2 separate regions of the Homo sapiens genome follow, and region 2 is linked to region 1. Evidence: chromatin contacts called from ENCODE Hi-C or POLR2A ChIA-PET data. All regions are on one chromosome and are shown on one strand. The core of a region is the stretch at or near the end of the contact, and the rest is flanking DNA. Distances in the headings are between cores, read along the strand shown. Region 1 overlaps LOC102723446 (a long non-coding RNA gene). Region 2 has its middle 530 kb from the start of IGFBP3.

What was found. Hi-C counts contacts between places; a loop is a spot of excess contacts on that map. ChIA-PET counts read pairs that join two places held with the same protein, here RNA polymerase II (POLR2A). Pooled maps may share reads with other maps.
Region 2: a pooled map shows a loop between it and region 1 (2.2-fold over the local background). The contact joins two enhancer-like sites. A Hi-C loop is called at or near these places in 2 of 50 pooled maps. POLR2A ChIA-PET finds 5 or more read pairs at or near these places in 2 of 52 experiments (MCF 10A and PC-9).

Annotation. Positions count from the first base shown.
Region 1 is chr7:45,976,695-45,980,443 of GRCh38, forward strand. LOC102723446 (a long non-coding RNA gene) reads left to right here. Exons shown (of 4, transcript NR_187744.1): 2 at 1,656-1,774; 3 at 3,215-3,333. Among named protein-coding and RNA genes, the nearest start is that of IGFBP3, 57 kb to the left of the region's middle. RefSeq lists an enhancer at 933-2,132. Within about 2 kb of position 1,582, at least 15 of the 41 ENCODE cell types and tissues checked have a DNase peak (open chromatin) inside an H3K27ac peak, as active enhancers do.
Region 2 is chr7:46,454,235-46,457,983 of GRCh38, forward strand. No RefSeq gene overlaps it. Among named protein-coding and RNA genes, the nearest start is that of IGFBP3, 530 kb to the left of the region's middle. Within about 2 kb of position 2,182, at least 2 of the 41 ENCODE cell types and tissues checked have a DNase peak (open chromatin) inside an H3K27ac peak, as active enhancers do.

The DNA of each region.
Region 1 (3,749 bases), core at 332-2,831:
CCTTGACGTCCCCTCTAGGTGCAACCCATGTCCCTGTGTGCATCCCAGGGGTCATCCTCAAATACTACCGTGGTCTTGGTGTCCAGAATCTTCTTAGCAGGTGGGGCTCTCCTTTCTTCACCAGCCTGTTGGGATCAGCTCAGCCAGTCTGGTTAAAGGACAAGTGGCTCTGAGCTTTATTGTAGAACTTACTTTGTTTTCCTCATAACTTTCTCTTTCCATGTCTGCAGCTGCCATTGTGTGGGGCTCCTTGAGGATGGGGACCCCCTGTTCTCTCAGCTCCACTCCCCAGCATGAGTCATGGTCTCTCTAAAGACCCCCTGGCCTTAAAGCAAACATCACCAGGTGCACTCAGCAAGGCTGGTGTCATCTCTGGATTCTCTTCATAACGCTATGGGAACACAGGAAGATAAAGCTCAAAGTGGAGGGAAATTTTTGGTGGCTTTGGGTGTTGGAAGTGGTGCAGCTCCCCAGGACCCCAGCCCCTCAGCAAAGCCGCCCTCAGATACTGTGTATGGGCTGTAGCAAGTCTGTTGATTTCTCATGGGGTAACGCCCTCCTTGGATGTTACTCTTTGCAGTTTACATAATACTAGACACATATTATTTTCTTTTATCTTCATACAACCCTACATTTTCAGCATTCTGGGAATTAACCACAGGCCCCACTATCTGGTGCCCAGAAAGACATGGGACACCCTTGGAGAGGAGCACTTGGCCTCTTTGCTGTCCTCGGACTTAGTGCAGGGTGGTGGGTGCCGGGTGCGGTGGATGGGGCTGGGCAGCAATGATGGTGCCCTTTACTCTTCTCCATTTACCTCCAAGGTTCTTCATGGTCTATGACTCCAAGGTCTGAAATGATCTCATTTACCCCACATGATAGATGTGGCCCTTCCAGATGAGGAGTTCAACAAGACTACATGGTAGAGCAGCCAGAGAACCCACTGGAAATAAGGCTCAAAATAAGGAGTAACCACAAAATAAGGTGATTTATAAAGGTGCATTAACTTATTTCACTAGAGAGGCAGCATTTTATTGAGTAAAGAGCACTGGGTTTTTAATCTCAGAGTCAACTATACGGTTCTGCTGTCTGTCTAAAGATCTTGGTCAAGAGTGTCTCCTTTCTTCCCTTGTAAAGGGATGAATGGGAATCCCCACCTTAGAATCTCTATGACATTATGAAGCTGGAAGTAAATAAGGGACATAGACAACCTTTCAGAATCAGCAAGGGTTGTCCCAATAGGGTGTTGGCTACAAGAATTATTTCATGAAAGAATATCTCAGGGATCACAGTTGAGCTGAATCTGGATCATTCTTTTGACCTGTACTGAGGAAAAGACAGGGATTTGAGTGCATTTAGGGTGAGCTGGCATTTTTCACTTCTCACCTCTCCATGCAATGATGCTGTCTGCTGGCCCCAAAGGCACTGTATTTGCCATCTCTCACCAGAGCCTTGTCAGAGCCTGCTGCAGCCAGGGGCTGGGCATGCCTAAGAGCCGGGAGCCACTGTTCCCAAGTGGGCATTACAGGGTTAACTTGTGTCTGTGGCCAAGGCACAGAATCAAAGTAGGATGAGTCACCTCTTGTGCATTTCTTACTTCAGCCCTCCTGCCACTTTAGAAGTTTCTGATGTTTAATTTCCTCGTTTCATTCCAGAGACAGAGAATGCTGATTCACTATGCAGTGAAACATGCCTAACGTGTCAACAGCTAAATGCCCGGTGACAGTGTGGTTGTCTGGGCAACAGAAGAAGTCACCCACGCAAACACTTAAAGGTGAGCTGTGAGAGTTAAGCAAGCGGGAGCTTTTCACTGAGTGAACTCACGTCCACACAGGGTGCGTGTTCAGACTCACGGGGCAGCTCCAATTATGGGGAAGGTCGGAGAAATTCCAGGCTCCGAGGAGTCCAAGACAGCATTCCAGCTCATTCCTAATTTTATATTCAGGTTCCTTAAAACAAAAACTTCACTATGAGACATTCAAACCCTTTGCATGTTACAGTCTGCAAAGTTTGAAAAGCATTTCCTTCCTTAGTGTCTCTGAGTTGCCCTAAATACTTTCTTTCAACCAGCAGGATAGGGGACAGTAGGTTTTTGTGACTACTTAAGTCTTGGCAGCAAGAATGGGGCCCCAGAAGGCGCTAGTGTTTCTGGAACAACCGATATCAGGGCAGATGTCTTGTGCTTGGCCCCTTGGTGGGCCACTTGCCTGGAGTTATGGGACAGGGATGAGCATGTTCCTGCCCCTGAGGAGTTCATGGTCAGTAGGGGAGGCTGCATAGACAAAACTCAACCCCTGGACTATGGCTGTGGCCCTGGATGGCCCAGAGGCCCAAGAAAATATTGGGCAAGAGTACCTCTTTTCTTCCTCTGTAAAGGGAGTAATAGGAATTCACACACTACAGTCATTGTGACAGGATGCATGGGTGGGGGTGTGCAGGGGACTTGAAGAGGCCACTGCATCCCAACTTTCTCTTCTGCTGATTATTTCCTTTAAATAACTTCTTGTGGATATTGCTTATGAGCAGATGCCTTGCTAGGTGGGAAGGGGGATGGAAGTGAAAACACATAAATCATCATCTCTGTTTGTGGAACTCGAGGTCAGGTGTGGAGAGGGCTGAGCAGGTGAAACTGAGTCTCCAGGTTGGGGCATGAGCCAGGGGCTGAAAGGGGCTCTCCCTGTACTGGCAGGGAGGATTCTCTTCTTCCCTGCTCTGTGGTTGCATGTGGCCTGCCAACCGTTTCTCTGTCACACCATGATGCAGTCATGGGTTGTCCACCCATTGATCTCAGGCATCTGTGGTCCTCCTCAAGGGAGAACACATGTTGGGTCATCTTCGTCTCTGATCTTTGTCCCTGCTGTCCCTGATCATGCTGGAGGTCAGGAAGGAGCTAGGCTCACAGGTGTGCCCAGGTGTTTGGCAGGGCAAAGGCCTGGGCTGAGACTCTACAATCTTGGGCTTGAGTTTTCCCATCTGTAGGACAGGAGCAGGGCCAGCATCCTAGGTTTGTGGTGAGGACTGGTTGAGGGCCACACCAGGCTCCTGGATGTGGCCGGCTGACCAGGGCTGGGTGTCTCACTGGCTCGCAACAGGGAAGAACAGAAATTGAGAGTAAATCAATGTGAACTTTACAGCAATTAGGCAGAGTAATTTCATATCTGTTGAATCTAACAAAAAATGGGATTTGTGTTTTGTCTTCATTTCATTTTTCTAGGACCATACTTATTTTACAAGAGGAACAGTTTTCAATGGAATGGATATTAAAACACACACCTGGATCCCTTTACCACAGGTGCTTTGAGAGGCACCATCAAGGACAGTGAGCTAACGCAGGTAACTCAGGTAACAGGGCGGTGAGCTAATGCAGGTAACACAGGTGACAGAGTCATGGGCTAATACAGGTAACACAGGGTAGTGAGTTAACTCAAGTAATATAGCTAAGCCAGGTAACCCAGCTTACACAGCCAACACCTGGCAGTGGGCTAACACAGTTAACTCAGGTGCTCACCTCGGGCACATCCCCAAGGCCCCTCGTGAGGTGGTCTGATGGCTGTCTACATGTGCCCCTGGACATCTGTATCCTGATGCAGGGGAGCCTGGCAGGAGAGGGGACCCTCAGACTCTCCCTCAGCCACACAGGGCAGACATCCTCCACGTGGCTTCAGCTGCAGCTGTCAATTGAGTGGTGGGCAAGGCCATGCTCTGGATAGTCTACCTGGTCCTCGGTGAGGCCCAGCCCCACTGACAAG
Region 2 (3,749 bases), core at 932-3,431, 480 kb after region 1:
TTAATAGTCATGTAATAGAAAACCATGGAGTCATTACCATAAAATCTGAAATTTGTTTTAATTAATGTTCTTCAGAGTTGGCATTTTTTTTCTCTTCTATTCTTCTAGGGTTATTCTTTGTACAGAGGATGAAGAAATCCATGTGCACAGATTGGACTTCTCCCTTGGGCCGCGGAGATGTTCCCAACTGTCTCCCGGACATTTCCAGCTCAGAGTCAACAGATGATTGGAGAGTTATCTCATCTGCTACATATTTACTTAGTCACATCTCCTAACTGCTCCAATCACCCAAGAGCAAAATCTAAGTGTCTGCCTTAATAGTTCTTATCAATGCATCACCATTCACAGATGTGCATGCACTTATACATACACTCCTTCAATCCATCCTACGTGGTGTTGATTGTATCTCCAATACATTCTTCATAACCCTTCTTTCTTCTCTGCCTTCTACAGTCCCTATCCTGGACAAGACACTAATAATTTCTGAGGGGTATAATTTTAATACATTATTCTCTGAACTCCCTACTGACAATTCATGTTCTTCACATTGCAAATAAAGTTCTCGCTCTCTAAAATGGCAGTTGATTATGTTACTCTCTTTGTATTTGTTTTATTATTATTAATTTCAATCTTCTAAAGTCCCCCCACTGCTTATACTATAGCAGCCAAATTCTCACAGCCCAGAGCTTGGCTTTCTACATTCTGCTCCTGGCAAGCTCAAGCTCTGCAGTTCCGTCTCCTTCTGTTTTCCCGTGGCTTCCCAGGCTGCTGTTCAGTCTTCCTGGAGTCACTCCTGATTGTCTTGTGGTTGCTTGCAGCCTCCTTCTCTGTGCACATGGCATTTTCTGTGCCAGAAACACTGCTAATCTATTATGAGCCTGGTCAGTTTCTGCTTATTCTTCAAGTTCCCTCTCAAGGGGACACTTCTGTAAGTCTTCTTTCAGCATCCTGAGTGGAATTGATTACCACCTGCTTCATGTGTCTTATGACCTTATGGAATCCCTCTCACAGTCCTTTTTCATTGTAATGTCCATCTGCTCCAAACAGACCGTGCTCTTCAACAGTGAGGACTAGGATATACTCCATAACCTAGCCCCACACCTGCAGGAATAGATGTCTTAGTTTAGATTCTACCTAAAAGTAGATCCTGAAGCAAGATCTTAAGTGCAAGAGGTTCCGTTTGGAGGTGATTCCCCAAGAAGCACAAGAGAGAGAATAGGGAGGTGAGGCATGGGAGGAAGGAAAGCTGTAAAGGCTACTAATCAGTGGGTCATCCCTCCAGGCAACTGGGATTCAACTGGACAGGGTGCACCTGAAGAATCATATAGAACATTCCTCATAATACACTAAATCTTATTTTGTCACATCTTATAAATTTATCTTTTGAAGTCAGTCCAAATGAGAGTGGTCTTCAATTCTACATGACCTCTATTTAGATACTGGAAAATAGCGAATGCGCTCTCCCTTTAACCCTAACATTGTCCACAGCTTTGACAGTCACAAACTCTTCATCATAGGGTCTCACTTTTACAAACTCATTCCATTTTATGGCTGTACCATATAAAAATAGTGCCAAGGGCTAACACGGTGAAACCCATCTCTACTAAAAACACAAAAAATTAGCCCGGCGTGGTGGCCAGCGCCTGTAGTCCCAGCTACTCTGGAGGCTGAGGCAGGATAATGGCATGAACCCGGGAGGCAGAGCTTGCAGTGAGCTGAGATTGCACCACTCCACTCCAGCCTGGGCGACAGAGCGAGACTCCATCTCAAAAAAAAAAAATAGTGCCAAGGATTACCCACGGTGCCCTGGAACCTAAGCATGCCAAGGTGTGTGGTGTGGCAGAGAGTACCAGACACTTCTTTGCCCAGGGCTCTAATCAAGCTGCTGGAGTGAAGCCAGTTGTCGTAGTCCATTTGACTCACACACTTCTTGGATCCAATCTGCACACCCGAATTTTGGCTTATGATATATATCAACCTGCATTTCTTCTTGGTTTTCCTTGTAAAATGTACCTATTACTGTGCTTCACAAGAATTCTTGAGAATCTATTCAGTTTAGCCCAGGCACTGTGCCTGGAGTTAGAGAAACAGACACAGACTGAACAAGGGCAGGGCCTGTGAGGTGCTCACACCACGGCAGGAGTCCAGATGTGTCCAGGGTCAGAAAAATGCTTAAGGGAAAGGCTCAGCTGCAGACATGGACAGAGTGTGTCTAGAGACTGAACATGCAGCATAGTCACGTGAGACTTTCCCACTGGCATCTAACTTAATGGAATGTTATGCGTCAGTGTTATGGAATTGCACATGAGCCAAGAGAAAAAACATCCCAAAGATTTTGGTTTTAAGTATTCAGAATATGTGTTTTGCTTACCAAGCCAAGCTATGCTTAACCATGGTATCTAGAAAGGATTTGTTGATTTCTAGATATTCAGTGATTCCATTATTTAATATAAAGGAGCTAATAATAATAAAATAGCTAATTCTTAATGGGAGAAGTATGTAAAAGAAAAATGTGAAATAATTTGCATCAATATCATTAACTTAAAAGATAAAATTATTGAAACATTTATTTTTCTTAGTTATATAATATTTGAGTTTTGTTTAAAGAGCATGTATTATCTTTATAAATCAAGAAAAATACAGTAAAAAGTAGAAAAACAGAAAATTCAAAGACATAAAGAGACTCACAATGGTGACTCGCAGGGGAAGGCAGAGAAGCACAAATAAAATATTTATTATTATATCTCACATCTTGAGTGTTCATTGTAACTATTGTGTTAATTGGTACTCTCCCTGTAAACACCCCACGAGTTCTTACTGCCTGTTGCACAAACAACTCCAATTGACTAAGACCACAGCACTTCGATAAAGAGTTTAATTGACATGAGGCCAGCCATGCCACCTGGAAGACAAAGTTATTACTCAAATCAACTCCCCCAAAACTTGGGGGCTAGGGTTTTTCCAGAATAGTTTGGCGGGCAAGGGAATGGGGGTGTGGATAGTGGTTCTCTTCTGGGTGGGGCCACAGGATGGCTGGTGGGTCCAGGTGGAGCCATCATCATTAGAAATGCAAAAACCTGAAAAGACATCTCAAAGGCTAATCTTCAGTTCCATAATAATGATGTTATCTGCAGGAGTAATTAGTGAAATTTCATATCTTGTGACATCCGGAATAATGGCTGGTAATTGTTTTTAAGTCTATACCTTGGCAGAATTCAGGCTTCTCATCCATCTAACCTGATGGTTTTTCACTAGCTTTACAAAGTCAGTTTAGTTTTGGGGAAGGACTATTATTATTATTTAAACTATAAACTAAATGTCTCCCAAAGTTATCTTGGCCTAAACCCAGGAATGATTAAGGGTAGTTAAGAGGTTAAAGGCAAGACAGTTTTGCTAGATCAGATCTCTTTCACTGTCATAATTTTCTCACTGTTCTAATTTTGGCAAAGGTAGTTTCATCCCAGGAGCTTTAAAAGTGCTCACAGAAGTGTGTTGGGACTGTAGGAAAGTTTAAATTTTCCCGTTGAAGTCTGGATAATTTGAATATATAAAACAAACTGATAATAGACAAATTAATAGGAAAAATGGCATGCAAATATATTACATGCACATGTGTAAATGGAAGTCATAAAAAATAAGAAAACTCAAAGAAAGGACCAGATGGTACAAGTTTCATCCATCCTGAGGTTACAGAAAGAAGAGGGGCTTGGAATAGGGCAAGACAGGTTATGGGAAAGGGAATAAAGGAA